Regions from separate parts of the Homo sapiens genome. Here region 1 is linked to region 2. A link is an interaction called in ENCODE POLR2A ChIA-PET data of the cell type or tissue named here. Cell type or tissue: CD4-positive, alpha-beta T cell. All regions are shown on one strand. Links, peaks and the distances in the headings refer to the core of each region. The heading gives the core; the rest is flanking DNA.

Region 1 (16,210 bases), core at 5,999-10,998, 350 kb after region 2:
TCACGTGCCTCTCCTCCTTCAGCAGGGAGGAAGGGCTCCAGATACTGAACTAAACAGGTGGCGCTTTTAATGCTGCCAGTTCTCACTGAGTCTGGGCATCTAGAAATGCAAAAGAAGCAGGGAGGGAAAATGAGACGTGGGGATGTGAGAGACGCAGTGCTGTAAAGGAGGGGAGTCCGTGGATGGAGACTGTATTAGGGTTTGCGGCGTAGGAAGAAGGTGAAGGCCGTTAGAAACTAGCCATTGGTCAGTCTCATAGAATAGCAGATTCTATGAAGGACAGGCATGGCCATTTGGAACTGAGGACTGATCTAAGAATGAAGGACTTTTCCCACTAGGGTACGATAAGATCATGCGTCAGCCTAACGCAGGACATGAGCCATTTGTTATGATTGCAAAGATTTCTTATGAGTCAGCGTGTTCCAGGCTGCCCCTTCAGAAGTGGGGTAAGCTGAAACCTGCTTATAAACCTGTTTCCAAGCTGAGGTGTCTGATTTTAACTTCCAGGAGATGGAAACTGAAGCTGTTAATTGGCTCTACATGGCCTCCCACTATGGCAGCCCACATAGACCACATTTGGTGATTACTCAATAAATAACGTTTTGCTGTTGGTGATATTAAGATAACATGTAAAAAATGTCTGCCTATTCCACATTCTCCAAGGCAGTATTTTTCTAATTTTTGAGGGTATGGAACCCTTCATGTCTCTGAATCCTAAATATATATTTTTTTTAAATGAAATCACTGTTTCTAAGGAGAAGTCCTCATATGAAAGTGTTAAATATGTATATCTTTAAAGGAAGTTTACTTTTTTCCCCTTGTGGAATTTAAGATGACTGTACAAAACACATTTTCCAGGAAATACATATTTTTCTTTCTCCCATCACCGAAAAGGAAATTACATAGAGATGATGTTTCTGGCCACGCCTAGTTGAGCCGGACTGACCTGCTGGGCTCAGAGTAGAAACCAGCAACACTGTCCTCACCAGAAATTAACCACCTGAGAAACAGCCATGCAAAAATGGCAGCCAGCATTAGGCTGTGATTAAGGTTAAACAAACCCAAACATGTTAAAAAAAAAAAAAAAACCTTTTGACATAGTAAATGCTCATTCATACAGTATGATTTTTTTGGTAACAAACATGCCTTAGGCTTCTTACCAATGCCTGCCTTTTTTGAAGCTAATTTACCCATGAAAATGAAGCTGCTAGTTAGAAGAGTTGTTGTTTATTCTGGCCTCAGCAGGTCAACTTGATTTAATGTGGAAACACTTTTCAAGCCTTTTGGGAGAGGCATATTTTGAAGAAGGTCATTAACAGTTTATGGGTTTTTGGTGATGACCTTAACACTAATATTTACAGAGTGACTCATATTTACACAGTATTTTTACATGCATTATTTTATTTAATTCCGAGGGAAAAGTACTGAGTGTTTTACCATCATTTCTATTTAAGAAATAGATCTAGTCGGGCTGTTATTTACCTTATGGCTATAAGGAGGTTATTAAAAGAGGAGGTCTTGAACTTTTCAATACTCATGCTCTAGTATACAGACACTCTGACTCCCTGACCTTCTTATTCATTAGAACAAATTGTGTTTTGACAAGGGCATTCAAAGGCCCAATGCAAAGACTGTTAATATATATGTTTCTTATTCTTTCTCTCTTTCTATATACACATTTGCATAGTACAGCATTGTGTACCAGTGTGAATCATTATATATTTCAATTAAAAACCATGTTGTAATTTGATCAAATGTATTAAAAATGTAAATTCTGGCTGGCACGGTGGTTCATGCCTGTAATCTCAGCACTTTGGGAAGCTGAGGCAGGTGGATCACGAAGTCAAGAGTTTGAGACATAACCAACATGGTGAAACCCTGTCTCTACTGAAAATACAAAGATTAGCCGGGCGTGGTGGCGTGCACCTGTAATCCCAGCTACTCAGGAGGCTGACGCAGGAGAATCGCTTGAATCCTGGAGGCGGAGGCTGCAGTGAGCCAAAACTGCACCACTGCACTCCAGCCTGGGAAACAGAGACTCTGTCTCAAAAAAAAAAAGAGTAAATTCTGATATGGGGTCAGATTTGTTCTAAGATGCTTTAGAAATTGGTCTGTGTGAGCAGCCAGGCTATAAGAACTTCAGGAGGCCTGCTGTGGCTTCTAAGGGGATGAATTAATTATAGTCACTAAAGATCTAAAGAAGTAGACCTGAAGTGTGATAAAGCATATGATAAAGACTAGGAAAGTTGCTGATTGGAAGAAGGACTATCCAGGTTTCACTCGCTGATGTGAAAATAAATGGTGTGGCCACAAATTCTATTTTATCTCTCAGCCATGGAGAACAACAATTGTAAGATTTTTCTACCAGAGAGGCAAATCAGACACTTTTCTACCAGAGGGGCAAATCAGACACAAAAGGGCCACTTTTGAGGGCTGCTTAGTCCCAAGTGGCTTTGATTCTTCTGAAGCTGCAGGGCCTTTGCATGAGCTGTTCTTGGCCTGGACTGTATCATTGCCAGCTTTATACTTGGTCCCTTGCTTCATTCAGGCTTTGGCTCAAATGTGAACACTCTCAGAGGGAACTTCCCCAAGAAACTATAATCAAATAATCTCTCCATCACATTCTAGCTCCCTTCTCTTCAATTTTCCTTCACAGTATTCAATACTGCTTGCAATTATATTGTGCGTTTGTTTACTTGCTTACTGTCTGGCTTCCCCCACAGAATGTAAGCTCTATGCCGGCAGAGATTGCCTTGCTCACCACTATTTTTTTAGTTCCCCAGCAGTGCCTGGCACATGGAAGGTACTCAATAAATATGTTAGATAAATGAACAATTGCATGACGAGTAACCAAAGTGGGATCCCATCTATGACCCCTCTGACTTCAAGAAAAGAGCGAGACTAAGTCAGAAAGGTTTTATTCTGTGGGATGTAGTAGTATACCCCAGGGTCAGCCAAGCACTTATAATTCACAGTCACTGTCTTCCTTCCCTGCTAGACTATAAATGCCTTGAGAGCAGGGACCTTATATTCCTGGGACCTCAAACTATGCAGAAAGGAAGGGATCAAATGAATTTGTTGAATTTGATTAAAGCTGAGTAGGAGTTAACAAGTTGAACAGAAGAAGATGGTTCCAAGGAGAAGGAAGAGCATGGCAGAGGCCCTAAAGCAGGAGTGAGCGTCTCTGTCCTTAACATGAGGAATGACAGAAGAAGACAAGTGTGGCTGGGTGGGGTCATGGGTGGCTGGAGAGGTGGGTGGGGTTGGCCATGCTGGACTCTGAAGGTTTGTAGGCTCAAGAAGGCAAGTTAAGAAGTTTTCTGTCTCCTATGAGCAAAGGGAAGCTTTTTGCCAATGTGTGTGCTGGTGTGGCATGGTCTGCTTTGCCACACCACAAGCTTCTGGCTGCAGGGGGTGTAGAGAGATCAGCCAGGAGGCAGCTTTGATCCAGGGTGGAGAGATGGTAGGTAGCTTCAGGGTCACCAGAAACTAAACTCCACCAAGGTAGGGGGTCTCTGTTTCATTCACTACTGTAGCCCCAGAATTGTTCTGTAGAACAATGCCTGGCACACATTAGATGCTCAACATCTGTTTGTGGGATGAATGAATAATATAGTGGTTAAGGATGGAGAAAATGGACTGGGTCAAGAAATTGTTGGGGGTGAAAATGAACAGGACATGGTGAAGGACTAGCTACTGAGTATGAGGGAGAGAAATGCCAGGATGGCTCCTGGGTTTCTTGTTTATGTTTCTGTATAGATAGATGAGTATTGCCATTTCCTGCAACAGGTAATAGTAGAAGAATCTAAATTTTGTGTGTTTCTTGGCCTCTGTTAAACTAAGACCCAGGACTTCCTCCTCTCTGCACTCCTTGGGAGGTCCCAATCAAGGCTGGCTTCTAACCAGCCCCTTCTCTCTGTTGGTGAACAGTTGAGGAGACAGGGTCTGGAGGCTCGAACAAACTAACTGAAGTCTTCTCATGTATTTGGAGAGGGCTTTCTTTTCATTGTTTCAAATACATGTGAGGTCAGTGCAATGGTTAGGAATATTGTAGGTAATTATCAGTATGAAGGATAAATGATTATGGCCAGTCACGGTGGCTCATGCCTGTAATCCCAGCACTGTGGAAGGCTGAGGTGGGCGAATCATGAGGACAGGAGTTCCAGGCCAGCCTGGCCAACATGGTGAAACCCCATCTCTACTAAAAATACCAAAATTAGCTGGGCATGGTGGTACACCCCTGTAATCCTAGCTACTTAGGAGGCTGAGGCAGGAGAATCACTTGAACCTGGGAGGTAGAGGGTGCAGTGAGCTGAGATTGCAACACTGCACTCCAGCCTGGGCAACAGAGCAAGACCCTGTCTCCAAAAGAAAAAAAAAAAGCATAAATGATCATTCTCCATATGGGGGCTTATTATTGAAAAGTTAAACATTCTGTCCTGCCCTCACCCCTCAAATTTATTCCAGTAGCTATAGACAAAGATTAAGAGTTGTAGGATAAATGAGTTTGGCCAGGTATTCTCTTTTTGTGTTTAAGCAACTATTTTTTGAGTGATGCTTCATGGGATACTTTTCCCATGAAATTCCCAATCCAGATTTTTCTGTGACTGAGGCTCAGCAGAGTCATTCCCAATTATACTGTTCAAATCTTTTCAAGACTTACGTCAGGGATATCCTGATTTTATTAAATGAGTTTACAAATAAGATATATTGTACATATAAACATATAAATTAAAGGATGGTTAAAAATGTACACACACACACACACACATGCACGCTCACACTCCAAAACATGGTTATAGTTAGTTCTGGTTGGTGGGATTATGGCTGATTTTAACTTCACCTTATTCTTTTCAGCATTTTCTAATTTTTCAGTAACGGACATATGTTACTTTTACAAAGACGAAATGCAATGTATGTTATTAAAAGGAGGTCTAAAATAGCAAACATAGGTTATAACATGAAGTGATATTTATAAACCATTTATCTACGAGTATTTTAGAAAATGCTAGGTTATTCTAACATTGAGCATTTGATTGATGGGCACAAATTAGTAGATGATTTATATCTGCAAAGATATGTTAGTCTTATCAAGGAACCATCAGACTTGAGAGAAAATATGGTTTCATCATATGGACCAGGTAGCTAAGAAGCTAAGTCCCAAATGGTAAATGAAATCAAAGTGTTTCACTTCTTACCATTGTATGTGACAGAGCTACTTTGCCAGACAACTGGACTATTCAAAACAGCCTGAAATCTTAGACATGAAGGAATTCATTTTCTAGGAGCCAGACCATTGGAAGACTGAAAACATTAACCTCAGGCAAGAAAGGAAGATTAGAAGTATATTTTTGTTTTTTGTGTTTTTTAGTTTTCTTAATCTGCCCCATTCCAGAAGAGGGTATTTATTATTGCAAAATGTGAATAAGAACATTTTTTAAAGGTCAGAAGTGCTTATGCTTTTGGGGTATGAGATGACACCATTCTACAGTGATCACGTCACCAGCAGAGTCAGGAACGGACAGATGACTGACCTCTAGGCCAAGATCCGCACAGAGGAGTTCCTGGAGTGGGTGGAGGGTGCTGGTTTCCCGGCCCTGCCCATCTGAGGAGGGCATCTGTCCAGAGGCAGGTGATTGTAATCATTGCTGTAGACAATGGAATCAGATGAGGGTCAGATCCATAGACTGGGAGAAGACTTGGAGGGAAATTACAGGGTGACTGGTATTATTGGAGTATAAGAAATATTGTTGAGTTAGATTTGAAGATGGAAATAGGAATAGGTTATGTAGGGGAAGGAAATTAATAATTATGACACTTCCTTTTAAGCAATATTTCTATAAGATCTTTTCACTCTATGGTTGGTTATTTTGAAGAGGTCAGTTAAGTATTTGGGCTTCTTTTAATATAGATTTGAAAATAGAAATTGCCTTTTAAGAAGTGGAGAATCAACTCTTTTCTCTCTGAGAGACCATATATTATAGTGAAGCCAGGCAGCCTGGGTTTGAATCTTGGCCCCCAAATGCTAGGTGTGTGATCTTGGGAAAGTTATTGCACCTATTTCCTCAATAGTAAAATGAAGAAAATACCAGCAGTTACCTGATAGAGTTGCTGTAATGACTAATACGTGTAAAATGTTTAGTTTGGTGCTCAGTCACGTAATGCTACCTGGTATTACTTAAATTAGGATGCTTAGGAAATTGGCAAAGGCGAGGCTCGATGACCTCTGGGAAGTTGCTTATCTGTAACCTTCAGCAGGTGGGATTTGCCATGTGTGTATCCCCATGGATAACTCCCTAGGCCTCCCTCTCCCGGGCTTGGAGGCATTGGTATGAAACAGAATGAAGGAGAAAGGCAGTAGCTTGCAATGGGATCACCCTACTTCTAAATGACAGGCAGTCTGTGTATACTCTCTGTATAGGGAACACAGAAAGTGACATTATCAAATATGGCTATATGACACATGGATTTCTGTATGTGTGTGTTTGTTTTTGTTGAAGGGCAGGATGGAGTTGGTAGGATAGAGGGAGGGAATACTTAACCACTGTTTGGAGAAATCAGTCAGTTCCTTTCCATTTAGCTATTAGTTTTTGCAGCATTTTTAATATATATACTTTTTATTTTTATTTTTTATTTTTTTGAGACGGAGTCTCACTCTTCGCCAGGCTGGAGTGCAGTGGCGTGATCTTGGCTCACTGCAATCTCTGCCTCCTGGGTTCAAGCGATTCTCCTGCCTCAGCCTCCTGAGTAGCTGGGACTACAGGTGCGTGCCACCATGCCTGGCTAATATTTTGTATTTTTAGTAGAGACGGGGTTTCACCGAGTTAGCCAGGTGGTCTCGATCTCCCGACCTCGTGATCCGCCCACCTTGGCCTCCCAAAGTACTGGGATTACTTGTGTGAGCCACCGTGCCTGGCTGCAGCATGATATTAATAAATTATCATACTTCAGGGTTGCTAAGATGATCAAATTAACACTTGGGAAATACTTTTTTAAAAGTTAAAATTACTACATGTATACAAGGTGTATTTGTGTGATTTGCTTTTTTCATTTCATAATTTGATTAGCTAGACACAGCTTAGGTTATACATTTACCCAAGAGGTCTAAGAAGCAGGAAATAGACAAATCACCTTTTAGGAAAATAAACAATTTCCTACCATTTCTGTGAATCGATCTGCACAGGCCATTCGAACCCATTCTGGCGTTGCTGGGCTCTTCACCGTGAAGTCCTCAGCTATGTCTCTTTCTCTTCGCACTGCGGCCACAGCGTCAGCAATGGCAAAGAACACAGATGACCCCAGGAACATCCCAGACTCCCCGAGGCCCTGTAAGAAGGCACATTGGTGTAAGAAACTTCCATACTACACTACAAGTTTCTAGAGGGTAGGGGCCAGGTCTCGTTCACCATTGTGTCCCCAACCCCTGCACAGTGTTTTGTACACAAAATCTTCTCAATAAATGTTTGTTGGCTGACTTACTGACTGAATCAGAAGCTTGAGTAGTCTTAAAAATCCCAGCATAGGCTGGGCTTGGTGGCTCACGCCTGTAATCCTAGCACTTTGGGAGGCCGAGGCGGATGGATCATGAGGTCAAGAGATCAAGACCATCCTGCCCAACATGGTGAAACCCCGTCTCTACTAAAAATACAAAAATTAGCTGGGCGTGGTGGTGCGCGTCTGTAGTCCTAGCTATTTGGGAGACTGAGGCAGAAGAATTGCTTGAACCCGGGAGTTGGAGGTTGCAGTGAGCCAAGATAATGCCATTGCACTCCAGTTGGGTGACAGAGCAAGATTACATCTCAAAAAAAAAAAAAGCAAAGACAAAGAAAAAAAGTCCCAGCATAATCTGAATTTCCCAGATCTTGAATCCCGTCTGGGTTAAATTTTGTTCCCTAGGAAAGGTATGTATGTGTGTATGTGTGTGTGTATGAGTGTCTTTGCGTGGTAATGGGAAAGTACCCTATTTAGTAAAACACATTCAATGGATTGAACTAGCCAGTTTTATCAGCAGAGAGAAAAATGCCTTTTTTAACTTCAGGGTCAGGATAGGCAGGGTACTCTAGAAGAAAGAGTACAGACTTTGATACCAGATGAAAGGTTGTAAACCCATCATCTGCAAGGAACAGGCAGGTATTGTCAATGAGTGATGCAGGCAGATGAAGGACAATAAGGAGCAGTGGAAAGTAAGGTGAGGAAGAGCACCCCCATGTCCTGTCTATAAGGGCAGCTGTTCTTTGGTTGTAGTTAGTTGTTGCCTTTCCAAGAATGCAGCCAAAATTACCAGATCATCCATTTTCTCAAGAGAATTTAGATATCTGTATTTTAAAGTAAAATTCCCTGACTTGTAAAAACACTGTGTAGGCCAAAGAAAAGTACATCTTCAGGCTAGATTTAGCCAGTAGACCACCAATTTGTGACCCTTAAGTTAGTGAGACTGAGTCTGAATCCTGGCCCTTACTCCCCATGTTTCTCTGGGTAAGTGAGATAATCTCCTCTGTTCCTTTGTCAGTGAAGTGTGGGCAGTGATGCCAACTTTATTGGGTGTTGCAAGGATCAGGAAACGCAAAAGCACCTAGCACAGCTCCCGGTGCCTGGTAGCTCTCTGTTGTTTCTACATAGTACCCTCCATGTGGGACCTGCAAACCCATGATTTTCCTGAGTGTCTGCTTGTGAGTGGCTGTCTGCAACTACAAGGACTCAAGAGTCCTTTCTGCCCTGTGTTACTCTTGGTGGCTTAAAAGCTGCTCTCTGTGGGCTCTTAGCTCCCTTTTGCCTTTTCCCCTTAGAGTGATTTCCAGTTCGATGAGAATCCAAAGGCCCCATTGATTGTCCTTCCTTTCAGGTTTGCCCTGACCTCATCACTATAGGTCTAGAGGAAGTTCCTGGTGTTCCTGGGCTGACAGTGGGATCCAGTTTGGACATGATGAAATTTCTACAGATGGAGTTGGATACTTTTTTTTTTTTTTTGGAGGATGGGTACTAGCAAGAAGTCTCCCAAAAGATCTTATTTATTGATTACCCAGGCTGGTCTTGAATTCCTGGGCTCAAGCAATCCCCTGCTTCAGCCTCCTGAGTAGCTGGAGCTATAGATGTGCACCACCATGGCCAGGAAATATTTTAATATCTTAAGAGGAGTCAAGAAACTTTAACAATACATCTCAACCCTAGATGAAGTTCTTACTCTGAGGGTGGTTTTCACGTAATCTGCATAGAGCAAGGCAAACAAATAATGATCTTTATTTTAATTTGCAGTTTCATTACTTTAGCAATTATTAAGGGTTGATGTCTTTGCTTTCTGATGCTAGTAACATTTTGTGCCAGATAATTCTTTGTAATGGGGTCGGGGGCTGCCTTGTACAAAATCACTTCCCCCACTTCCCCCACTCCCAGTTGAGAACCACTGTTCTAGATGCATTTCTGGGTATGGTGAGGACCCTGAGCCCCTCAGAGGTGAGTGATTTGCCTAAGACCATGGGGAGGGGATAGGGCTGTGGCAGGAACGCAGGTCTTCTGCGACCTCAGTCCAGGGTTCTGTCCATGCTGCCACTGCTAGGATTTCAGTCGCATTGCGCCTCCAATCCTGTTTAATATTATAGTCTTCAGGGTCTTAAGTAAAAGTGTTATTCTATTAAGAAGTCAAAGCTTTTTGGCGAGTTTTAGAGTTTTCAGTGAAAGAGGAAATTATTAAAATTCTTGGCTCACGATTGCCATGGGTGAGTCATCTCCAAATTCTAGCAGTCTATAATGATTTGTTCCTGATAACAGTTAACATTGATTTACTATTTTGTCCACCTGCTTTCATCTGTCCTGTGCTACCCGATCCATGACACCGTGCAGTGGTAGGTTTGGATGCTTACCTTAGACGAATAGATGGTTAGTGGGGTTTGTGATGATGGCAGCAAGGAGACATTGAACTCCTCTGGGACATCAGTGATGGTTGGAATTTTGTACTCATCTGGGCTCCGAGAGTACAGGACACCTTCTGGGGAATATTTCAGTTCTTCAGTGGTATAAAGCCCCATTCCCTGAATAAACAAACCTTCAATCTGGAGGGGGACAATTTCAAGCTTTGTGACATTGTGTCATTTTTAGAAGGCCTTTACCTACCCTGAAATGACTCCCAGGAAGGGGCATCTGCCCAGATGGGCCAGCACCTACCTGCCCAATATCAATGGCTGGATTTAGGCTGCAACATGCATCCATGATGATGTCCGTTCTGATTTTCTGCCCAAAATAAAAATTACCTCACCATAAAAATTTGAATTAAAAGTATCATTTTCAGGTATACTCAAATGATCTCCAGTTTTTCCAGAACTCCTGCTGGCTAATTAACACTGCATTGAACCCTGTCAACATTAGAGCTGTTAAGATGCCTGCTGAACTCTTCAAATTTAGTGCCAGGACTGTCCATGACCCTGGAAGATCTTGTACATTCATGGTTTTGACTCCTCTTAAGTGACTCCAAAGTCCATGACATGCTAGTGTGTCTGAGTGAGTCACTTGGTAAATAATTGTTGTGCCTGGTTGTTCATCTGATTCTCAACCTGAATTTGTTGTTGGAATATAATTTATGAGCTCATGTAGTCCTCATGATAATCTGTGGCAGGTGGTACTATTGCCATTTTACTGTGAAAATCCTAGAGCCATACTGGCATGTATGAGTTTGTGGATTTGCAAGATCTTGGAAGGTATTCATGGCAAATGTTGAGACCACCTTTGATTTGCTAATCTACTTCCTTCTCTGAGAAGCATCACATGAATCTGGCCCTTGTTTTGGCACTGGGCATGGGCCTGCAGGTTATTAAGGAGCCACTAAAAGCCCCTAAGTGCCTGTGGCCTATCTCCGGAGTGTCTCAGGGCTTCCCTTCTGCCCCCCATTTCCCAGTGCTTGCTCTGACAAGATCATCATTCTCTGTTTGGGCTCAATACCTGGGCTCCTACTTTCTATCTAGCCTTTTGGACTTGGCAATTCTCTTTTGACTCAAACCTTGGCCTCTTGGACAACCTACTCTGGGCATTGGGACCAGCCTTCATCTATCCTCAACCTGGATAGGGAGGGAGATTGGACACACCTCAGAGTGGGCCTTCAGTTTACTTCTACCTTGAAACCTGGTGTGTTTTGCACTATAAGTGCTGGACAGTGGAAAGAGATGGCTGTGCACTAACACTGAGTTGATGGATGATTTAGTTCACCAACCACAAATGGCCAGCTGCAACAGGCCTGTCACTGAATTTCTCTGATTTCTCTTTAGTTAAAAGAAGTTTTGCCTCTTTAAGAAATAAACTATTTTAAGGGATCAAAGTGATACTGAAATTATTGAACCTTAAACTGTAAATGTAAACTGAAAGGCACAGAAAAGACCACATTTTGACTTTTCTAGCATCATAAATTCTGGAAGATCCTCATAAGTTTCATATCTTTAGGGATTTATTCCAAGGCCCTTGGGTAAAATTGCATCCTTTATAATGCAAGTTGTTAATTTTGGGTTAAGTATGATTCCCTGTCTCCAATGTGTGGTTTCTTGGCTGTTCAATTAAATAGAAAATGTAACAATTATTTTAATACCTCTCTTCCCCCAAAATCTGTTCCAGTAATACTTTTTGGATAATTGACTTTGGAGAAACAGCACATTGCTATGTGCTTTCAAAATGTTTGCTCAAGACTATTTACTAAGTTAGTTATTCCTTCAGATTAGAAAATGTGTTTTTTCTTTATAAATAGAAGCTTTTTTGGGGGAGAAATCTTGGAAAGTGATTTTGTTGTCTAAATGAAATAAGAAATTTAATACATTTTAGACTGTCATCAGCAATTCATTTTTGACTACTATATTGTCTTTTTAAGTGGAAATTCAGGATAAGGCTAGATCTCTGGACCCTCCCATGGAATTGAAAGAATCTTGTTCTTGTTATAAGAGAATTACATAATGGAATTGGGCTATTTACTATACAACACACTTTTGTTGTTTTGATTTGCCAAGAGGAAAGTTAGACTTGACTTACCTTGTGAGCACCTGTCAGGCAGTCAATTTCAACCTCAGAACAGGCAGCTCTGCAGACATAGTAAGGAAATGGGTCCCCCACCCCCTTCTCCCAGTCCATGAAGGCCTTGTAGCCCCTGACGGAAGAAATAAAGCCTTTTAGCTTGAGCTGGGGAGATAGAATGTTGATTTATTTTAAAAGTTACCAAGGTTTTATGGTAGTGTTTCGTTTTCTTTTTTTGCCAGGGAGGGCACAAATACAGTCTCCCATTATCATAAATTATGCAGTTGAGTTTCCTACATTTGGGGAAATCACAGGGGTCAGCATTTCTGGAGTAAAATAGGTAAGATAAGCCTCACTCTAGGAAAACCACCTTCAGAATCACAGTATCTCCCCTGCCAGGTAAGTACAGCATTTCATTTGATTTATGTTCATTTCAATTGCCTTTTAAACTCATTTAAAGAGGACATTCCTTGTGCCACAGTTAGGATGTCAAAAAGAGGGAGAAGCCAATAGATTGTTTGGGACCGGACCTCACAGTGTGCCTGTATCTTGACCACAAAGGATTTGAGCTTTAGCCTGCCTGCCCACTGAGAACCTCAGTTGAATTTTATCAGTAGTCCCCCTGGGACCACTCTTCCCAAAGGGACCCCATGGATAGTGCTAACCAAACTCACAGGGAGCTGATGGTAATTCAGGGTTGGTAAAAAAGGACTGGTAATTCAATGCATTAATTTATAATAGAAGATATATTCAGATAGAGGGCTGGTTTGCTCTCTTCTTAGGTAACTGAACTTAGGAATTTAGAACTCATTAGGTACAAGGCTCTAGGCTGGGCTGTTACCTCCTTATTTCCTCATTCTTCATGAGGATTTGCTTTACTGTTCTCTGTGTGTGTGTGTGTGTGTGTATCTATTGTTTGGTGGTTTGTTTCATTAGACTGTAAAACTAATGTCACATGCTTTTTGAATTTGACAATGACTGGTGATTATCATCCACCCATTCTCCCTTGTCTAGTACGGAGCTTCAAAATAGACAGGTTTTATGGTAAAAGGAGGGAGATTTGTAAAATTGAGATGCAAGTCATTTCTAATGATAATATATTTTTACTATTCATGATAAAGAATAGTAAATAATGATTAGATATTGTAAGTAATGATTAAATAAATAGTAAATAATGATTATAAGGATTAGCTGTTGTAAGTCAAGCATCTAATTTTTTTCCCCAATAAGGGTGTTTTATTGTTTAATTTTTTTTTTGGACATAACTGAAAGGCCTATGTGAAATCATAGAATTTTGGGCCTAGAAGGGACCTCAGCAATCATACAATAAAAATGTATTTTACAAATGAGGGACCTGCGGCCCAGAGTTGAGGCAGCATAGATAGTCAAGAAAGTGACCACGTTCTCTGGACGCAGCACCAGCACTGTGGTGACGGCACAATCAACACGAAAGCTTCAGCATTTCCATTGTAATCGCACTCATTCAAACAAAGTTATCTTCAGTAGGGAATTTCCCCTGTAGAGGGCATGCACACTTTGATTTTACCTGTCCTCAGGTAAAATCAAATTATTTTAATAGTAAAAAACACACCTCTGGGTGGAGATTTAAGATACTAATGAGACATGTGATGTATGAACACGCATGTACAGCTGCACATGTGCACCCAGAAGACCATCCAGAACGTGCTTACTAGTAACACCTCTTCCCACCAATATGAATAATCATGTAAGATCCCCATAAAGGGAGCGTCCGCAATACCAGTTTTTGCTGTCTCATCCTTACGGACAGCCTGCCCTGAATTCTCTCTCAGGGTGTACTGTCTACTCTGCACCTCATTTTCAAAATATTCTTTTTTTTTTTTTGCAATAAATTACTCTATGCTGCACATCTTTTGCTGTGTGTCTCTTTTTGTTGTTGTTGTTGTTTTGCTTTGCTGTGTCTCTTGTTTAAATTCTTTTAAACTAAGACGACAAGAACCAAAGTATTACAACAGCCATCAACAGTGATTGAGTTACCTCTTATTTTCTTAGCTACGTCAAGATATTATTGTGATGTTTACCTGAAGTATCCAGTGGCTGAGAGACTGATTCTTTGTTCAAATGCAGCTTCTATCTGCAGAATGGGCATATTTAGTTAAAGCGAAACAAATATACCATCTGCTAGGTGAAAACAGAAATGTCCAATCTAAAATTGACATCTCATAATTGTTGCTGGTGCTTTGCTACCAATAATAGAACTCGTCATCATATTATTTTTCCTTAATTGGCACACTAACAATTTCCTTCTGATTGAGTTTAGAAGTCTGGATTGAACAAACATAAAATAGAATCCTGCTGCACATCCATGAGATAGGGACTCAGTGCACAAGGTATTTGGACTTCATTTCTAAATGTTAGAACTTTACAGTAAGCGTGTGTGTAAATGTGAAATAATTGCTCCAATGAAAAAAGTCACAGGATATTGTAAAGTTGGATTAACTTAGTCATCTCCTTTGAGCCATATTCAAGAGCAAATAGGCCTTTTAGTTTTCCTCCTAACCTACCCAAAACATCGTGCTTGCATGTGTGTGTGTGTATGTGTGTGTGTGTGGCTTAGGAAGGCTCATTCTTTTCCTCTTATTTCTTACTTGAGCAGAGTGTATTCTTCATACACTTCTATTTCTCCTTCTAGTGATTGCTGTTTCCTGTGTGCTTTCTCCATACACACCTGGTATACATCCTGGAGTAGCCTTCTCAACCTTTAGAGATCCTGCCTATTTGCAGAAATCCATTCAACTGGGGAAGAAACAGGGGGCATGCTCCATCACTGTGACACTTAGAGGAACTGTCTCTGTGTGTGATGGCTGTGCATGCTGTGGTGCTGTCTGAGTACTGGTTTACATTGTTTTCTCATTTCAAAGGGAGTGGAACACTTACCCAGTCTTCCCATTTACCTTCCGGATGTTTCTTAATGATGGGCTCAAGGCGTTTCAGAAGGATCTGACAAGCATTCTTGAAGTAGTAAAGAATGGAATCCACATTAGAGAAGAGCCCAGTGGTTCTGGTGGTTACCATTTGTGTGAACAAATGTTCACTGATTAGGTCAGCAAGTGCTATGGAGTGCGTGATCCTGAAAAATCGGTAACACAACTCCTGCCCTTGATAACAGTATCAGTTACTGGAGGTTATTTTTTCCCCTTCTTGGCTCACTTCCTGTGAAAATATGGGTTCAGCTGAATTTCTACTCTCAGAACCTCTTTCTTAGAATATTCAGGTTCTTAACTTCTCTCTCTCTCTCTCTTTTCTTTTGGTTTGTTTTTTTGAGACAGGGTCTCACTCTGTCAACCAGGCTGGAGTGCAGTGGCACCATCTTGGCTCACTGCAACTTCAACATCTGGGCTCAAGCAATCTTTCCACCTCAGTCTCTTGAGTAACTGGGACTCCAGGCACTCACCACCAAGCCTGGCTGATTTTTGTCTTCTTTGTAGAGATAGAGTTTCACCATGTTGACCAGGATGGTCTTGAACTCCTGAGCTCGAGCCATCTGCCTACTTCAGCCTCCCAAAGTGCTAGGATTACAGGCATGAGCCACTGTGCCTGGCCTTTAGCATTTTTTTCCTACATCTTTTGTATATTTGTATATTTCTTTTTTTTTTTTTTTGAGATGGAGTCTTGCTCTGTCGCCAGGCTGGAGTGTAGTGGCACGATCTCAGCTCATTGCAACCTGGGTTCAAGTGATTCCCCTGCCTCAGCCTCCCAAGTAGCTGGGACTACAGGCGCGCAGTACCATGCCTGGCTAATTTTTTGTATTTTAGTAGAGGCGAGGTTTCACCATGTTGGGCAGGATGGTCTCGATTTCCTGACCTCGTGATCTGCCCACCTTGACCTTCCAAAGTGCTGGGATTACGGCGTGAGCCACTGCACCCGACCATTTCTTTTGTATTTTATGGCTATTAAAATAAATGGAATAAACATCCTATTTTCATTAAAATTTGTGCTTTCCAGTCTGTAACAATGACATGCCAGAATCCCCCTGTGTCTGATCTCTCCCTCCATCTGTTCATTCGACCACCATCAAACTACTACAACAAAGTCCTTGGCTTTGGGTATGAAATGAGAAAACAATTAAATTTACTTTATAATGACCTAGACCACAAATTTTCTGATCTTTAACAGAAACCTAAAACTTAATACTCTAGAAGATGGATTGACACTTATTTTGGGCTGACAACTCCCATACACTCTGAGC
Region 2 (16,210 bases), core at 10,496-15,495:
TTTTTTTTTTCTTTTTTTGAGACGGAGTTCCACTCTTGTTGCCCAAACTGGAGTGCAATGGCACAATCTCGGCTCACGACAACCTCCGCCTCTCAGGTTCAAGTGATTCTCCTGCCTCAGCCTCGCAAGTAGCTGGGATTACAGGCATGCACCACCACACCTGGAAAATTTTGTATTTTTAGTAGAGACAGGGTTTCTCCATGTTGGTCTCAAACTCTCGACCTCAGGTGATCCACCTGCCTCGGCCTCCCAACGTGCTGAGATTACAGGTGTGAGCCACTGCACCCGGCCTTAGGGTCACATATTAAATATAGAAAGTTTAAGGAGAAACTAATATGCAAAGCATATGGGCTCACAACAGGCTACATAGCAATGAATATGCTTCATTTACAAAATAGAAACACAATAGTAAAAATATGGCAGGTTTTTTAACTAAGAATGACAATATAATTTATATTAGACAGACAATAGCAGAGAAAGCTCAGAAAACCTGGATCTGAATCCTAAATCTGCTTTTTCTCATTATTTGGTATTACAGAGACTCAGAAGGACAAAACAAAGCACATTTCATTCTTTTAAAAAATATATGCTAGGCCAAGTGCAGTGGCTCATGTCTGTAATCTCAGCACTTTGCGAGGCTGAGGCGGGCAGATCACCTGAGGTCGGGAGTTCAAGACCAGCCTGACCAACATGGAGAAACCCCATCTCTACTAAAAATATAAAATTACCCGGGCGTGGTGGCACATTCCTGTAATCCCAGCTACTTGGGAGGCTGAGGTGGGAGAATCGCTTGAACCCGGGAGGCGGAGGTTGCGGTGAGCCAAGATCGCGCCATTGCACTCCAGCCTGGGCAACAAGAACGAAACTCTGTCTCAAAAAAACAAAAAGTATGCTCTAAGATATGGTATGACAAGTATATAGTTTATTATATACATCACAGTGCAGTGAAAGGAGTATGGGCTGGGCCCAGCTCTGCTAGTAGTTAGAAGTAGACAATCAGTTAATGTTCTTTAGGGCTAAGTTTCCTTATTTTGTTCATTAAGGGAGTTGGATAATATAATCCGTAAATCCATTTTAGCTCTGAAATTGCATTGCTCAGTAGTGTCTCTTACAGACATATTCTCCAAGAAACCATTTATATTACAAGAGTGGGTTTTCATTACATATTTTAAGGAAAGCATTTATATATATATATATAATATTTTTTTTTCTTTTAGAGACAAGGTCTCACTCTGTCACCAGGGCTGGAGTGCAGTGGCACACTCACACCTCACTGCAGCCTCAACCTCCCAGGCTCAAGCAATTTCTCCCACCTCAGCCTCCCAAGTAGCTGAGACTAAAGGCACACCATCATGCCCAGCTAATTTTTGTATTTTTTGTAGAAATGGGGTTTTGACATATTGACCAGGTTTGTCTCGAACTCCTGGGCTCAAGCGATCCGCTTGCCTCGGCCTCCCAAAGTGCTGGGATTACAGGCGTGAGCCACCACACTCAGCCAAAAGCATTTTTTTCCTTCTTTTTTTTTAGGGCTTTCTGGCAAAAACTGAAAAGCCTGCTAGACAAATTCTAAAAGAGCTGTTAACACTGCCAAAAGCATTTCTAATTTAACCATGAAATTGTACCCGGCTCTAAGTCCTCACTACAAACTCCACATATCTTTATATGAACATGAGGATAAGATTACACCAAGATTTAACTTCTCAAGATAAAAGATTAACTAAAGAACAATTCCGATACCTTGTACTAAGTACTAGGAACACAACAACCATAAGTGACTATATGATACACTTATGCTCATGAACACCCTCAAAAATCTTTTGTTTCATCACTCAATAACAAAATAACTTTTGCTGAAATCATTAAAATTAGCTCAGTAAAAAAACAAATGCACAAAGAAGTACAAGGATATTTATTTTATAGCATTATTAGTAGTAACAAAAGATTGGAAAGCATCTAAACATACAGCAACAAGAAAGGGCTAAACACATTATAACACATTTAGAAAATGAAACGATTTAATCATTCAGAATGATTAAGTAGAGGCAGTTCCATGTTAATCACATGGAACAATTTCCAAGAATTTTCAGATCAGGACAATGGGCATAGGGTGTTATCATCTGTAGAAGAGAAAAAAGCAAAAATGAAATATATGTGTAGACTATCTCTGGATAGTTACAGAATGAACTAGTTCACAACAGCTGCCTTTAGGAAAAATAATTGGAGGTCAGTATTATAGGGGTAGGAAGAAAACATTTTTTTTGAGACAGAGTTTTGCTCTTGTCACCCAGGCTGGAGTACAATGGCGCGATTTGGCTACTGCAACCTCCACTTCCTGGGTTCATATGATTCTCCTGCCTCAGCCTCCCAAGTAGCTGGGATTATAGGCACCTGCCACCATACCTGGCTAATTTTTGTATTTTTTAGTAGAGATGGAGTTTCACCATGTTGGCCAGGCCAGTCTCGAACTCCTGACCTCAGGTGATCCTTCCGGCTCGGCCTCCCAAAGTGCTGGGATTACACGCATGAGCCACCGCACCCGGGCAAAAAAATACTTTTAAAACCTCTTGTAGTACATTTAAATTTTTTTCCATAGGCATGGTGCATCTATTTTTATTTTTAAAGTTACATTTTCTTTTTTTAAGTTACAATTTCAAGTGAATAAATGAACAGTGAAAAAAATGTCCAATTGTCCAACTGTATGTATGTATGTATGTATATATATATATATATACATACATACAGATACAGATGCAAACCCACATAAAAAAGAGTCTAGAAGGAAATATACCAAAATACTAACAGTGGTTGTCTTTGGATAGTGGAATATAGGTGATTTATTTTCTTTTATCTTTCTCTATAGTCTCCAAATATCTCAATGAACATGTATTAGCTTTGAAATATAAGAAGTTACACGTTTTTAAAACAAATACACATTTCTATCACAATTTTTTCAGATATTAAATAAAGTACATGCTGTGAGAATATGCATATTTTTATTAGAACTCTGAAACGGTTTCATGCTGGGATTCCATATGTTTTCTCCAGACTCACCCTGAAGTTATTTGAAGGATCCTTGAGACTCTTTTGGATTGCTGCTTGGAGAACATTCCTGTAACTTGTCCCTGCTCCTTGAACTATAAAAGCAGAAGGGAGGTACTGAGTTAAAACTTACAAATTATTATCAAATAAATCTTCAATAGTGGTTCAGTCCAAGGTCAATCACCATCTTTCAAAATACCCTAAACTTTCTAGCCACCTTACTGAATTCAAAATTTCAGATGACTCTTCGACCAAACATCATGAAGAATGGAGTATAGGGCGCCCTGGCCCGCCCCGCCGCTGCCGCAGCCCCCGCCCCCAGCCCACCCAGCCCACCCGGCGCCTGGCTGCAGCGTGGCAGCGGCGCGCCTCCGCGTCGCAGCAGCTGCAGCGTTTATGTCGGGTCGCGGGGTCTCGCGGCAGCATGAGGGACTACCTATCAGCAGCAGCACCGGCTACGTGGTCGAGGACGGGTTCACTGCGCTGAAGGGGTGGGTTGCCCCTCCACACCTGTGGGTTTTTCTCGTTAGGTGGAACGAGAGACTTGGAAAAGAAAGACACAGACGCAAAGTATAGAGAAAGAAAAAAGGGGGCCCAGGGGACCGGCGTTCAGCATACGGAGGATCCCGCCGGCCTCTTAGTTCCCTTAGTATTTATTGATCATTTTTAGGTGTTTCTCGGAGAGGGGGGTGTGGCAGGGTCATAGAATAATAGTGGAGAGAAGGTCAGCAGATAAACACGTGAACAAAGGTCTCTGCATCAAGAACAAGGTAAAGAATTAAGTGCTGTGCTTCAGATATGCATACACATAAACATCTCAATGACTTAAAGAGCAGTAGTGCTGCCCGCATGTCCCACCTCCAGCCCTAAGGCGGTTTTCCCCTATCTCAGCAGATGGAACATACAATCAGGTTTTACACCGAGACATTCCATTGCCCAGGGACTGGCAGGAGACAGATGCCTTCCTCTTCTCTCAACTGCAAACAGGCGTTCCTTCCTCTTTTACTAATCCTCCTCAGCACAGACCCTTTATGGGTGTCGGGCTGGGGGACGGTCAGGTCTTTCCCTTCCCATGAGGCCATATTTCAGACTATCACATGGGGAGAAACCTTGGACAATACCTGGCTTTCCTAGGCAGAGGTCCCTGCGGCCTTCCGCAGTGTTTGTGTCCCTGGGTACTTGAGATTAGGGAGTGGTGATGACTCTTAACGAGCACGCTGCCTTCAAGCATCTGTTTAACAAAGCACATCTTGCACAGCCCTTAATCCACTTAACCCTGAGTTGACATAGCACATGTTTCAGGGAGCACAGGGTTGGGGGTAAGGTTACAGATTAACAGCATCTCGAGGCAGAAGAATTTTTCTTAGTACAGAACAAAATGGAGTCTCCTATGTCTACTTCTTTCTACACAGACACAGTAACAATCTGATCTCTCTTTCTTTTCCCCACACCGTGCAGCAGCTCTTCGCCAGTGACCAGGGACTCACCTACAACGACTTCTTGATTCTCCCAGGATTCATAGACTTCATAGCTGATGAGGTGGACCTGACCTCAGCCCTGACCCAATGGTCACTCTGAAGACGCCGCTGATCTCCTCCCCCATGGACACTGTGACAGAGGCCGACCTGGCCATCGTGATGGCTCTGATGGGAGGTACTGGTTTCATTCACCACAACTGCACCCCAGAGTTCCAGGCCAGTGAGGTGCAGAAGGTCAAGAAGTTTGAACCGGGCTTTATCACACACCCCGTGGTGCTGAGCCCCTTGCACACTGTGGGTGATGTGTTGGAGGCCAAGATGCGTCATGGCTTCTCTGGCATCCCCATCACTGAGACGGGTACCATGGGCAGCAAGCTGGTGGGCATCGTCACCTCCCGAGACATCGACTTTCTTGCTGAGAAGGACCACACCACCCTCCTCAGTGAGGTGATGATGCCAAGGATCAAGCTAGTGGTGGCTCCAGCAGTGTGAGGTTGAAAGAGGCAAATGAGATCCTGCAGCTTAGTAAGAAAGGAAGCTGCCTATCGTCAATGATCGCGATGAGCTGGTGGCCATTATCACCTGCACCGCGCTGAAGAACCGAGACTACCCTGTGGCCTCCAAGGATTCCCATGAGCAGCTGCTGGGCGGGGCAGCTGTGGGTACCCATGAGGATGACAAATACCACCTGGACCTGCTCACCCAGGTAGGCGTCAATGTCATAGGCTTGGACTCGTCCCAAGGGAACTCGGTGTATCAGATCGCCATGGTGCATTACATCAAACAAAAGTAACCCCACCTCCAGGTGATTGGGGGGAACGTGGTGACAGCAGCCCAGGCCAACAACCTGATTGACGCTGGTGTGGATGGGCTGGGCAGGGGCATGGACTGCGCGGCTCCATCTACATCAACCAGGAAGTGATAGCCTGCAGTCAGCCCCAGGGCACTGCTGTGTACAAGGTGGCCAAGCATACCCAGAACTTTGGTGTGCCCATCATAGCCGATGGTGGCATCCAGACCATGGGGCATGTGGTCAAGGCCCTGGCCCTAGGAGCCTCCACAGTGATGATGGGCTCCCTGCTGGCCGCCACCATGGAGGCCCCCGGCGAGTGCTTCTTCTCAGACGGAATGCAGCTCAAGAAGTACCAGGGCATGGGCTCACTGGATGCCATGGAGAAGAGCAGCAGCAGCCAGAAACAATACTTCAACGACGGGGATAAGGCGAAGATCACGCAGGATGTCTTGGGCTCCATCCAGGACAAAGGGTCCATTCAGAAGTTCGTGCCCTACCTCATAGTGGGCATCCAGCATGGCTGCCAGGATATCGGGGCCCACAGCCTGTCTGTCCTTCGGTCCATGATGTACTCAGGGGAGCTCAAGTTTGAGAAGCAGACCATGTCAGCCCAGATCGACGGTGGCATCCATGGCCTGCACTCTTACGAGAAGTGGCTGTACTGAGGACAGCGGTGCAGGGCGAGATGGTGGAGGGAGTGCACCCCAGTGTCCACCTTCAGGCACAGCCTCCCTCCATAACTGAGTGGTCCACAGATTTGCACTATGGGTTCCCCAGCTCCTTTCCAGGGAGAGAGGAGGGGAGGCTCTGAGGGGTCTGCAGCCCCCCTTGCTGGGCATCCCCTGCAGAGTCAGGACTGCTCCCTGGGCCAGGCTGCCCTGGGAGCCCCCCTGAACCCAGGCAGCTGGGCTCTCAGGCCCTGTGCCTGCCTCAGGTCTTTCTTGCTGCAGCCTGCTCCAGCCCAGCCCCCACCTCAGGGGCAGACGGCCCCTCCTGGCTTCTCCTATAGGGCACCTCCCTGTCCCCAGCCCCCCAGGAAATGGTGCTCTCCTGACCCTGCCTCTGGCCCTTCCCAGGCCGCTGCCCCCTCAGGCATGTGGCACTTCTGAGCTCCAGACCTAGGCCAAGGGGAGGTCTCTGCCCCCTTCCCCAGCTCTGGGCTACCCTTAGGTCCTGCTCCTTAGGCCACTCCCCAGTCCCTGGCCCTGGGGAGGAGGCTGCCCTGGTCATGGCTGCCTGCCTGTCATTCCTGACTCACCACCGTCCCCATTCCTGCCCTCTCCTCAGCTGCAGTTGAAGGCTTTAACTTTACACACTTTGGGATCACTGTTGCGTCCCTGTGTGTTAAATAATCGGAATAAATCAAGCAGGTCTCAAAAAACAAGAATGGAGTATAAATGCTCTTCTGTTTTTGATCTTTGATCAGTCATTTAGAGTATGTTGGGGTAAAAGAGTGCTCTATAGATCAATGAGTCTCAGCCATGCCCTTTAGGCTGTGATGCTATGGTGGCAGTGAACTTGCTAACAAAGCCCAAGCTGAGGCTGAGTCTAAAAGACAATGAGGAATGCAAGTAAAGCAGAAGGCCAATGTGAATCTGGTCCCTTTTATCAAGGAAGAAATCGAATGTGCTCTTTTCCATAAGGAGGTTTTGTGAAACTTGGGACACATGCAAGGAAGGTATGAGACCCAAGTGACATCACCCGAAGTTGGACAGTGGTTGTGAGGCCAAATACCAGAGCAAGGCAGTAGGGTTCAGCATACATGCAAAACCCCTGAATGTCCATAGCTCTGCCAGCCTGTGCAGATCCCAGATTCTTTCTTGAAGACTGAAATGTTAAGAACTGCTTGGCAGCATTTTGCAGAGATCATGAATATACAGGGCAATGGAGTTGGCAGATCTGGGATATGAAGAATATAAAGGGACGCGATTTCTAGCCACAAGCTAAAGGAGGCTTTGGTCATCCAGGTTCCATTCCATCCACCTATCCAACAAATGAATATTTATCAGTCATGATGCCCACCCCCATGCACAGAGTACTTCCCCTAGACCACTGAGAGGCCAAAATTCTTACCAGACTGCTTGTACTTCTGGATTTTTGTCTTCAGGTCTATTCTGTGGATGTTCTTTAGGCATTTTTCTAATAAATCCAGTTGATCTGGGGCAACCAGATTTAGTTTCTCCAACTCAACCACAAGGTCCAAGAAACTCTAAGAGAACCACCAACAAAAAACAAATGTCAATAGAGCTAGCTAGGCCAGGTGCAGAAGTTCATACCTGTAATCCCAGCACTTTGGGAGGCTGAGGCAGGAAGACTGCTTGAGCCCAAGAGTTTGAGACCAGCCTGAGCAAAATAGTGAGACCCCCATCTCTACAAAAAATAAAAAAAATAAGCTGAGTGTGTTGGCACACACCTGTGGTCCCAGCTACTCAGGAGGCAGAGGTGGAGGATCACTTGAACTCAGAGGTCAAGGCAGTGAGCAGTGATTGCACCACGGCACTCCAGCCTGGGCAGCAGAGCGAGACCCTGTCTCAAAAAAAAAAAATAGAGCTGACTAATAAGCCCCAAATGCAAACCTCAGTCCATGTGATTTATAGCAGTAAGAAAATGTGACAAGATGAGCCCTTTCAGTGACCTTCAGTGATCTTAAACCAGACATCTCTGTCATGAGCAACTTAGACTCCTGATTTTTACTCAGAACAGAGGTGGTGGTAAGTCTTTTGGTCATCAATCTGCTCCTTGGTTGCAGAGAGACACGTGTGCCATGTTGTGTCATTGAGAAGGACCGTGAAAGAGCAGGGCTGAAAAGACAATCCTCCTAAGTTTATTATTTTCCAAAAGGCCAGGCTGGTGTCATAGTGAAAAACTCTAAGGGCTTCTCTGAAAAAGGAGAAGAAAGGTAGCTGGGGAAAGACTTTATGAGAAAAATCACATGTTATAGTTTTAAAGTTTCCAAAATATTTGAATCAATATTGGGCCTTCCAACTCATTCTGACGTTCTGACTCAGGGGATTATAAAAAAGTGAAATTACAACAAGGTTTGAGTATTCTGCTATTCGTTTACCTTGGGCCACAGTGATTATGAACGAACGATATTTCAGAAACAGGCATTGCTTTGGGATCTATTTCCTTTGCATTTAACATTTAGTTACTGAAGTGCTATCTTTATTTTTGAAAATAATAATCATAATTTAGATATATATAAATGGCTGGGAGAGACAATTACTAGGAGAAACCAAAAAGGGAGTTCTAGTTTCATTTTCCTTCCCATTTTGCATTTGATGGGACTTAAGAAACAAAACTATAATCATTAGGAACATGAGGAAATTCTCAAGCAATGACTTATCTGAATCGTTACAGGCAGGCACTGGCCTGCCTATTTTGAGGACCTATTGTCATATTTTAGAAACAATAGGTTCTCAAACATTTCCTGGCCTATCCTTAGGTCAACAGTACCATGTAGGGCCAACTAGAATGTTATTTTATTTTATATTTTTTTATTTTATTTTATTTTATTTTATTTTATTTTATTTTATTTTAATTTTTGAGATGGAGTCTGGCTCTATAGCCCAGGCTGGAGTGCAATAGCACAATCTTGGCTTACTGCAACCTCTGCCTCCTGGGTTCTAGCAATTCTCCTGCCTCAGCCTCCCAAGTAGCTGGGATTACAGGCGCCCACCACTACGCCCAGCTAATTTTTGTACTTTTAGTAGAGATGGGGTTTTGCCATGTTGGCCAGGCTGGTCTTGAACTCCTGACCTCAAGTGATCTGCCCGGCTCAGCCTCCCAAAGTGCTGGGATTACAAGCATGAGCCACTGTGCCCATGAGCCATTGTGCTAGGCCAACTGGAGTTAAAAAAAATTTTTTTTTTTGAGACAGAGTCTTGCTCCGTCGCCCAGGCTGGAGTGCAATGGTGCAATCTCGACTCACTGCAACCTCCGCCTCCTGGGTTCAAGTGATTCTCCTGCCTTCACCTCCTGTAGCTGGGATTATAGGTGCCTACCACCACGCCCGGCTAATTTTTTGTATTTTTAGTAGAGACGGAGTTTCACCAGGTTGGCCAGGTTGGTCTCAAACTCTTGACCTCAGGTGATCTGCCCACCTCAGTCTCCCAAAGTGCTAGGATTACAGGCGTGAGCCACCGTGCCTGGCCATGGATTTTAAATATTTTTCTAGCAATCATGACATCCCCGAGATCTTCACCACTACCTGGTCTTCTTTTCTTCATTTTTTTTTTTTTTTTTTTTTTTTGAGATGGAGTCTTGCTGTCACCCAGGCTGGAGTGCAGTGGCGCCATCTCAGCTCACCGCAAGCTCTGCCTCCCAGCTTCACACCATTCTCTTGCCTCAGCCTCCCGAGTAACTGGGACTACAGGCGCCCGCCACCACACCCGGCTACTTTTTTTGTATTTTTAGTAGAGATAGGGTTTCACCGTGTTAGCCAGGTTGGTCTCGATCTCCTGACCTCGTGATCCACCCACCTTGGCCCCCCAAAGTGCTGGGATTACAGGCATGAGCCACTGCGCCCGGCCTCCTGGTTTTCAACTCTAAATCTCTACTTTTACCATTTCCCAGATACACCAGTCACAAGAACCTCCCCCCACCCCACTCCTACATGCAGCCTAGACCCCACAATGACCTTGAGTCAGCTGAGGAGAAATAGATGGCAGTAGGAGAGTGATACTATAGTGGACTAGCACCTCCTTCCTGTTTTCCCCCAGCACAAGCAGATGGGATGTCTTCCCCACAACCCCATCAAACCAGGGAGGGAAACACATATGAGCCAGACCTATGAATTTTACAGAAACAAGGATAAAATCCAAGGATGAAAGAAACATCCAAGACCACACCAGAAGATGTTATAATCCTATTTCTTCAATTCATAAACCAATTCTCTTCCCATTCATGTTGTTTAAAAGCCACCTGAGATGTCTGACTCCCACTATAGTGGCGGCAGACTGCCTGCTTCCCTCTCTCTGTATCAACAAGAGTAGCTCCCACTTCTGATAGGCTCCTGGGGCCATGAACCAAAAGAAGAAAACTCACCTTCTCCTTGCTTATCTTGCCTCGGCCCATGTAATCCTTCATGAGGAAAATTAATGAGGACACATCAGATTTATCCAAATCCTCACCAATCTCTGCCATCAGCACTCTGCAAACCAGACAAGTTCATTTAGTTAATTCAGACATCAGTCCTAAGACAACTCCAAGTGCCCACGCCTCCCCTATGCAACAATGGATTAAAAGACTAGTTCTTGCCCCTGTGTAAATATGTCCCTCCCTCATAAAACAGCAAGCCTAGATCACCCCAGGAAGAGATCTTAAGGGACCTCAGAAAAGGGAACTTGTCCTTGCCCGTTTAATAGGAGATGGTACATCCTTTGCCAACTAACAGTTTCTGAAAACAACTCAGAGAATGGAAACTTCCTTAAAGAATCCCCTAGCTCCCCCAGAGGTTACAGTGAAATGACTTAAGAACCCAAATGACTAACATAAAAGACAGAAATAGAATTTGAAGTAGCCTTCTCTGTTTAACAAGCTCTCAGGTGATGTTGATTCAAGGACCATATTTTGAATTGCAAGATGCTAAAGGAAAGAAATACCTGAGATACCCTGGCCCACCTCTGAACTCAAAGGGTACAGGCATCTGGATCACAAGGATTCTGAACTTAGATGTCTTTGCCTAGAAAGCCTCTCCTGACTCACTGGTGGCTGGAGCTAACACTATATATATATATATATATATATATTTTTCCCCCCCTAGGAAATAGACTTTGAGAACCAACAACCACACTTTTCTGGGGCTCCTAAGGACACCCTGTGGTTAGTATTGTTACCATGACATTGTCATCAAGGCCATTTTCCCAGTTAGGCTCTCAGATTCTTGAGGATGGCAGACTTTTCATTTTGTCCTAGAGCTTACCAAAACACTTAGCACCAATACACAATGAAGCCCACTCACCAGATGAATAAATAAATCTAGCACTCCTCTTCAACTGCCCCCGCAACCCTTCCCAGAGGGCCTGAAGAATCTCCACTCATCATAGCAAGGAAATGGGAAATGGAGAGATTGCCCTATTCACTGAAACTCAGTTGGTGCCTCCCGGAAAGTCTGAAGATTACTGACATTAAAACTGATGGCTGAATAGGTGGAAGATTAAAAAAATAATAATAATAACAATGATAATAATCCCTTCTATCTGTAGAGTGCTTCACAGTTTAAAAAGTACTTCACATAGTAAATTATTACAACTGATGCTCACAACAACCTTGTAAAGTCAGGTATTATTATTTTTCGCTTTACAAGTAGGAAAACAGAGGCCCAACAAGGTTAGTGATTGGCCCAGCCTGCCTGGCCCATAATTGGTAGATCTGAGGCTTGAAACAGGTCTTCCAGCTACAATGAGCTATGATCATGCCACTGCACTCCAGCCTGGATGACAGAGCAAGACCCTGTCTCAAAAACAAACAAACAAACAAAAAAACAAAAACCAAAAAAACAGGCTTTCCAAGTTCAAATCTCATATACTTTCCAAAGCCCACACTGCTTTCAGCTCTCTTTAGTATAGTTCTTGATAATAATTATCATCTCCAAATACACATTATCAACATAATAAAAGGCTGGTGGTCGAGAGAAAAAACACCGGCTGGGCATGGTGGCTCACACCTATAATCCCAGCACTTTAAGAGGCCAAGGAGGGCAGATCACTTGAGGCTAAGAGTTCAAGACCAGCCTGGCCAACATGGCAAAACCCTGTTTCTAGTAAAAATACAATAATTAGCCAGACATAGTGGTGCGTGCCTGTAATCCCAGCTACTCAGGAGGCTAAGGCAGGAGAATCACTTGAACCCAGAAGCAGAGGTTACAGTGAGCCAAGATCGCACCACTGCACTCCAGCCTGGGCTGCAGAGCGAGACTTTGTCTCAAAAAAAAAAAGAAAACACCAACTTAAGGTTACAAGTTATCTTCCTTTCCCCAGGAAGTCAGTCTCTCAGTAGCTTCCATGCCCCTCTGAACCTCTAAAGACATTAACATGTGAACAGGAGGAAGGAGCAACCCAAAGCTTGTGGGAACTAAAGCAGACTCCAGTGGCCATTTCCTCTTTGGACTGAAGGGACTTAAATGTGGTTAACTGAAGAGATTTTCAATGTGGGCTCTCCAATGTCTCCAAGCGCAGGAAGTGCAGGAAGGGAGCCCACCCTGATAAACTTCCTCAGCAGGGTAGGGCCAACAGGGATTCAGAAGGGATGATGGAGTCTCTACAAAGGTAGGAAGATTACTGTCAGACTTGTTATTTCCTTTCTTTGTACCACAAATTATCAAGGACTGACTTCACAGAAAATGAACTAGTAAACACTGCTGCAGATCTCACACTGTCAGAGGCTGGCAAGAATGACTAGCTCTTAGTCATTCCTATCTTTCTTCACGTCTTGTCATTCTATCCTTCAGGCAAACACATACCAGCTGCCCTTCTACCTGCATATGATCCCAATTCCTTTGAGAAAGCATGTTTCAGCTGGAGGCAATGGCTCATGCCTGTTATCCCAGCATTTTGGGAAGCCAAGGCAGGTGGATCACTTGAGGTCAGGAGTTCAAGACCAGCCTGGCCAACATGGTGAAACCCCGTCTCCACTAAAAATACAAAAAAAAATTAGCCAGGCATGGTGGCGCACGCCTGTAGTCCCAAGTACTTGGGAGGCTGAGGCAGGAGAATCGCTTGAACCCAGAAGGCGGAGGTTGCAGTGAGCCAAGATCACGCCACTGCACTCCAGCCTGGGCAACAGGGTGAGACTCTGTCTCAAAAAAAAAAAAAAAAAAAAAAAAAAGAAAGAAAGAAAAAGAAAGCAAGAAAACAAGTTTCAAGAATTTAAAGGGCTCACAGGAATGAAGTGACATCATCTGGCAGTTGGATAAGTGGGCAGAGACAGTAAAGTGGCTGCACTTCTTATTATCCTCGTTTCTGCCATTCAGTAGAGTCTGAGACACTTCACTCCCTCCCACCCACCCAGCCTCAGGAAGAGTTGATGAATTACCTATAGTCCGAAACAAGGTGAGGGTTCCTGAGCAGGTGGGTCTCCACAGCTTTTCTGTCCATCTTCAAGATACGTTTGAGCAGGTCAAATCGCCTCACTCTGTAGAGCAGTTCAGCCAAGTCCCCGACAGACAGCTTACCTCTTTCCCGTAAAATATCCAGAAGGTCCCTGACATTAGGTGGAACCACATCTATAGCAACATCCCGGCACAAAAAGAGCAGCATCTCCTTCTCATCTGTATCAAGTGCTTCTTCAACCTGATGGATGACTTCAGCAGACATCCTACTCTTAGACTAGGGAAGCTCACAAGGGTCTTGCAGTACAGCTCCGGGCCAGTCAACAGAAAGCCAGCAGGCAGTCAACTTCATTTCTGAGGGCTGACTTCATTTCTTTCAGAATCCTTTCCAGTGGGGGAGTTCTGTGGTTAAAAGGGAATTTTTCTGAAAATCTTATCAAGCTAACTTATGCCTAAGATTGAAAGTATGGGCTCTTTCCTTCTGGGTGGTCTCCCTGACTTAAGTAGATTAAGTTCTATAGAAAGGGATCTATAGAAGTCTAAAGAAAGGGATCCTTGGTAGACAGAACCAAAAACAGACTAATCCAAAAAGACAGAGAAGAAAACCTACATTGTAAAGGAAATGAAACAACAGATGAACTCATCTGCAAGGAAACCCCACATTCTTTTTCAGAATTCATCAGAATGTAAAGCATGTTCAGGGAAAATTACAACTAAGGGTTTAATGGCCTCAGTAGGAGGAATAGGGAAGAAGTACGTAGTAGAAGGAAGTGGGAAAAGCCCAACGACAGACAGCCTGACTAAATCAGGGAAACTTATGTCACAGAGTTAAACCTCCACCTCAATGACTCCACCCACGTGGCCTTGAACAAACAATGGAGAAAAGAAGTTTCTGTCCCTGTGCCACTCCTTTTTTCTAGTTGCTCTCCTACTTCAAAAGCCCCTCACTCACACCTGAGGGCAGAAACCTCTGCTGCCATCCTCCTAGACCCCAAGCCCTTTTCACAACATCATGAATGCTCACAGAACCTGCCACCAAGTTGTCAGGTTTGGATCACGTCTTCAGACCCTGAGCCCCATGGAGGTGCCAGAGGCCCTGACTCTCAATGCACTGCTACATGGCAGCAATTGCCATTAGTGCTTCTGATGTTCTCAGTGGAACATCTGGAAGTTACAGAGGATCTGGGGAAAGATCTCACTCCTGGGAGGGGGCTGGGTAGGAGGGGTAAGGAGCTCATGCAATGGGTGTGTTCTTAATTTCTTCCATTGAAACTCATCCTATTTTCTTTCAAAATTTAAGTTGCTAACCTATCTACTCTAAGTTTCACAGCTAAAACTTATGTTAAATCACCTCTTGTGTTCTTTATCTGTTCCTACAAGACAATATTTCAGGTTAAAATCAAATTTATTAACAAAAAATAAGTGGAAACACAACCCAACTCTAAATTGCCAATGGTTGCTTTGTATTTGTGTTCAAGTATATTTATATATTTATCTAGCTGTATTTAGTGAAAGAAGCACTGAATCCATTTATTTATATACATACAGTATCAGTCCACAAAAGATTTGAGCTATCTTAAAATAAAAACACATAAATAGAAAAATTTTATATGAAAACAAGAGGAAAAATTAGGTTAGAAATTTGAAATGGGCTTGCCCATTCATCCCAACTTCACTTAAATATGATTATTTGTAAATAACTGGAGAAATTAAATTTGCTAAGTTAAATTTACTAAAATTAAATGTGCTCAATGAAAGTGGAAAAATTGGCACTCAGACTATTTTACTTTTTTTTATCAGAAAGATAAATACAAATTTTATGTGTTCTGGACAGCCCAAATCTATACTCCACTCGCAGGCCAACAGTGCTTTAATCTCATCATCAGCTTCCATGAAAAGGAGGCCAAGTTCTTTTCTACTGTATTAATGAATAGTCACAATTTTGTCAACAGTTGTTATTATAAATTAAAGTATAAAATATATGCAGTAGAAGGAATTATAAAAACACAAAAATAAAATCATTAAACACAAGACTAAGAAATGAGATATTATACAAATTCACTGACATATTTGAAAAAGAACCAAACAGAACTACTAGAAATGAAATGCTTAATTCTCTATTTTTTTACAGTCATCTAACTTTTGTAATTCATAAGTATCAACAATATAACAATGCCACCAAGAGTTAACAAAATGAGATAATCATTTTAAAAAACATTATCTGCTCAGTTTGTTTCTTCCAACCATCACACCCATGACTGCTTTCTGCCAGTCACGCACACTCAGCAAGAGCACTGGCATACTGTCTTCCCTCTGTGCTAACGGGGGTAGAGTTTGGCAGCAAAATCTAGATTACTCAGTGGTAGCATCTGGCACATTGAAAGAAAATATCAAAAGGAAACTACAGATCCCGTGTGGAGCCAGCCCACTCAGATGCAACAAAATAGCAGCGTGTGTGTATGCTGGAGGCAGTTCACTGTGGCTAGAGGTGGTGAGTACTTGAGAAAGGAGAGCATACTAGGGAGAGGTAGGGCTGGGGTCCGAATAATCACCACTTTGTTGGGGTTTAAGCCCAAGCCAAGAAATTAACATAAAAATTACTCTTAGACTAGGGAAGCTCATAAGGTCTTCAGTTTTTTGTAGGGAAAGGGTCCCACTGTGTTTCTCAGGCTGGTCTCAAACTCCTGGGCTCAAGTGATTCTCCTACCTCAGCCTTCCGAAATGCTGAGATTACAGGTGTAAGCCACCACACCCAGATGAATGAGTTCTTTAGAGCCCAGTAAAAGACTTGTGCCCATCAGTTACCAACTCCACCCTGCCTGAGCTGCTGGACTCAGTGTCCCATTCGCC

Evidence for each region. ChIA-PET counts read pairs that join two places held together with the same protein. Peaks named below come from ENCODE experiments on the same cell type or tissue, not always from the same donor. Only the 100,000 strongest peaks of a DNase experiment are listed, where the experiment ranks them.
Region 1: POLR2A ChIA-PET joins it to region 2 with 5 read pairs; 3 of 35 experiments call an interaction of 5 or more read pairs at or near these places.

What each region holds. Positions count from the first base shown.
Region 1 is chr2:200,771,763-200,787,972 of GRCh38, reverse strand. It overlaps BZW1-AS1 (BZW1 antisense RNA 1), which reads left to right. Exons shown (of 4, transcript NR_110275.1): 4 at 7,184-7,478. It also overlaps the pseudogene AOX3P-AOX2P, the pseudogene AOX2P and the pseudogene RNU1-133P. Among named protein-coding and RNA genes, the nearest start is that of BZW1, 32 kb to the left of the region's middle. RefSeq lists an enhancer at 148-664. In CD4-positive, alpha-beta T cell, for the core only: no CTCF peak of the experiment used is centred there; no DNase peak of the experiment used is centred there.
Region 2 is chr2:201,127,281-201,143,490 of GRCh38, reverse strand. CFLAR (CASP8 and FADD like apoptosis regulator) reads right to left here. Exons shown (of 10, transcript NM_003879.7): 2 at 13,345-13,762; 3 at 10,357-10,462; 4 at 7,384-7,519; 5 at 3,052-3,134. The coding sequence starts at 13,625. It overlaps CFLAR-AS1 (CFLAR antisense RNA 1), which reads left to right. Exons shown (of 7, transcript NR_040030.1): 7 at 3,046-3,202. It also overlaps the pseudogene IMPDH1P10 and the pseudogene RNU7-45P. Among named protein-coding and RNA genes, the nearest start is that of CFLAR, 19 kb to the right of the region's middle. RefSeq lists enhancers at 2,987-3,943, 3,944-4,900, 4,901-5,857, 10,580-10,669. In CD4-positive, alpha-beta T cell, for the core only: no CTCF peak of the experiment used is centred there; DNase peaks (open chromatin) are centred at 12,380, 12,670, 13,700, 14,150 and 1 weaker place; H3K4me3 peaks cover 2,603 bases; H3K27ac peaks cover 4,812 bases.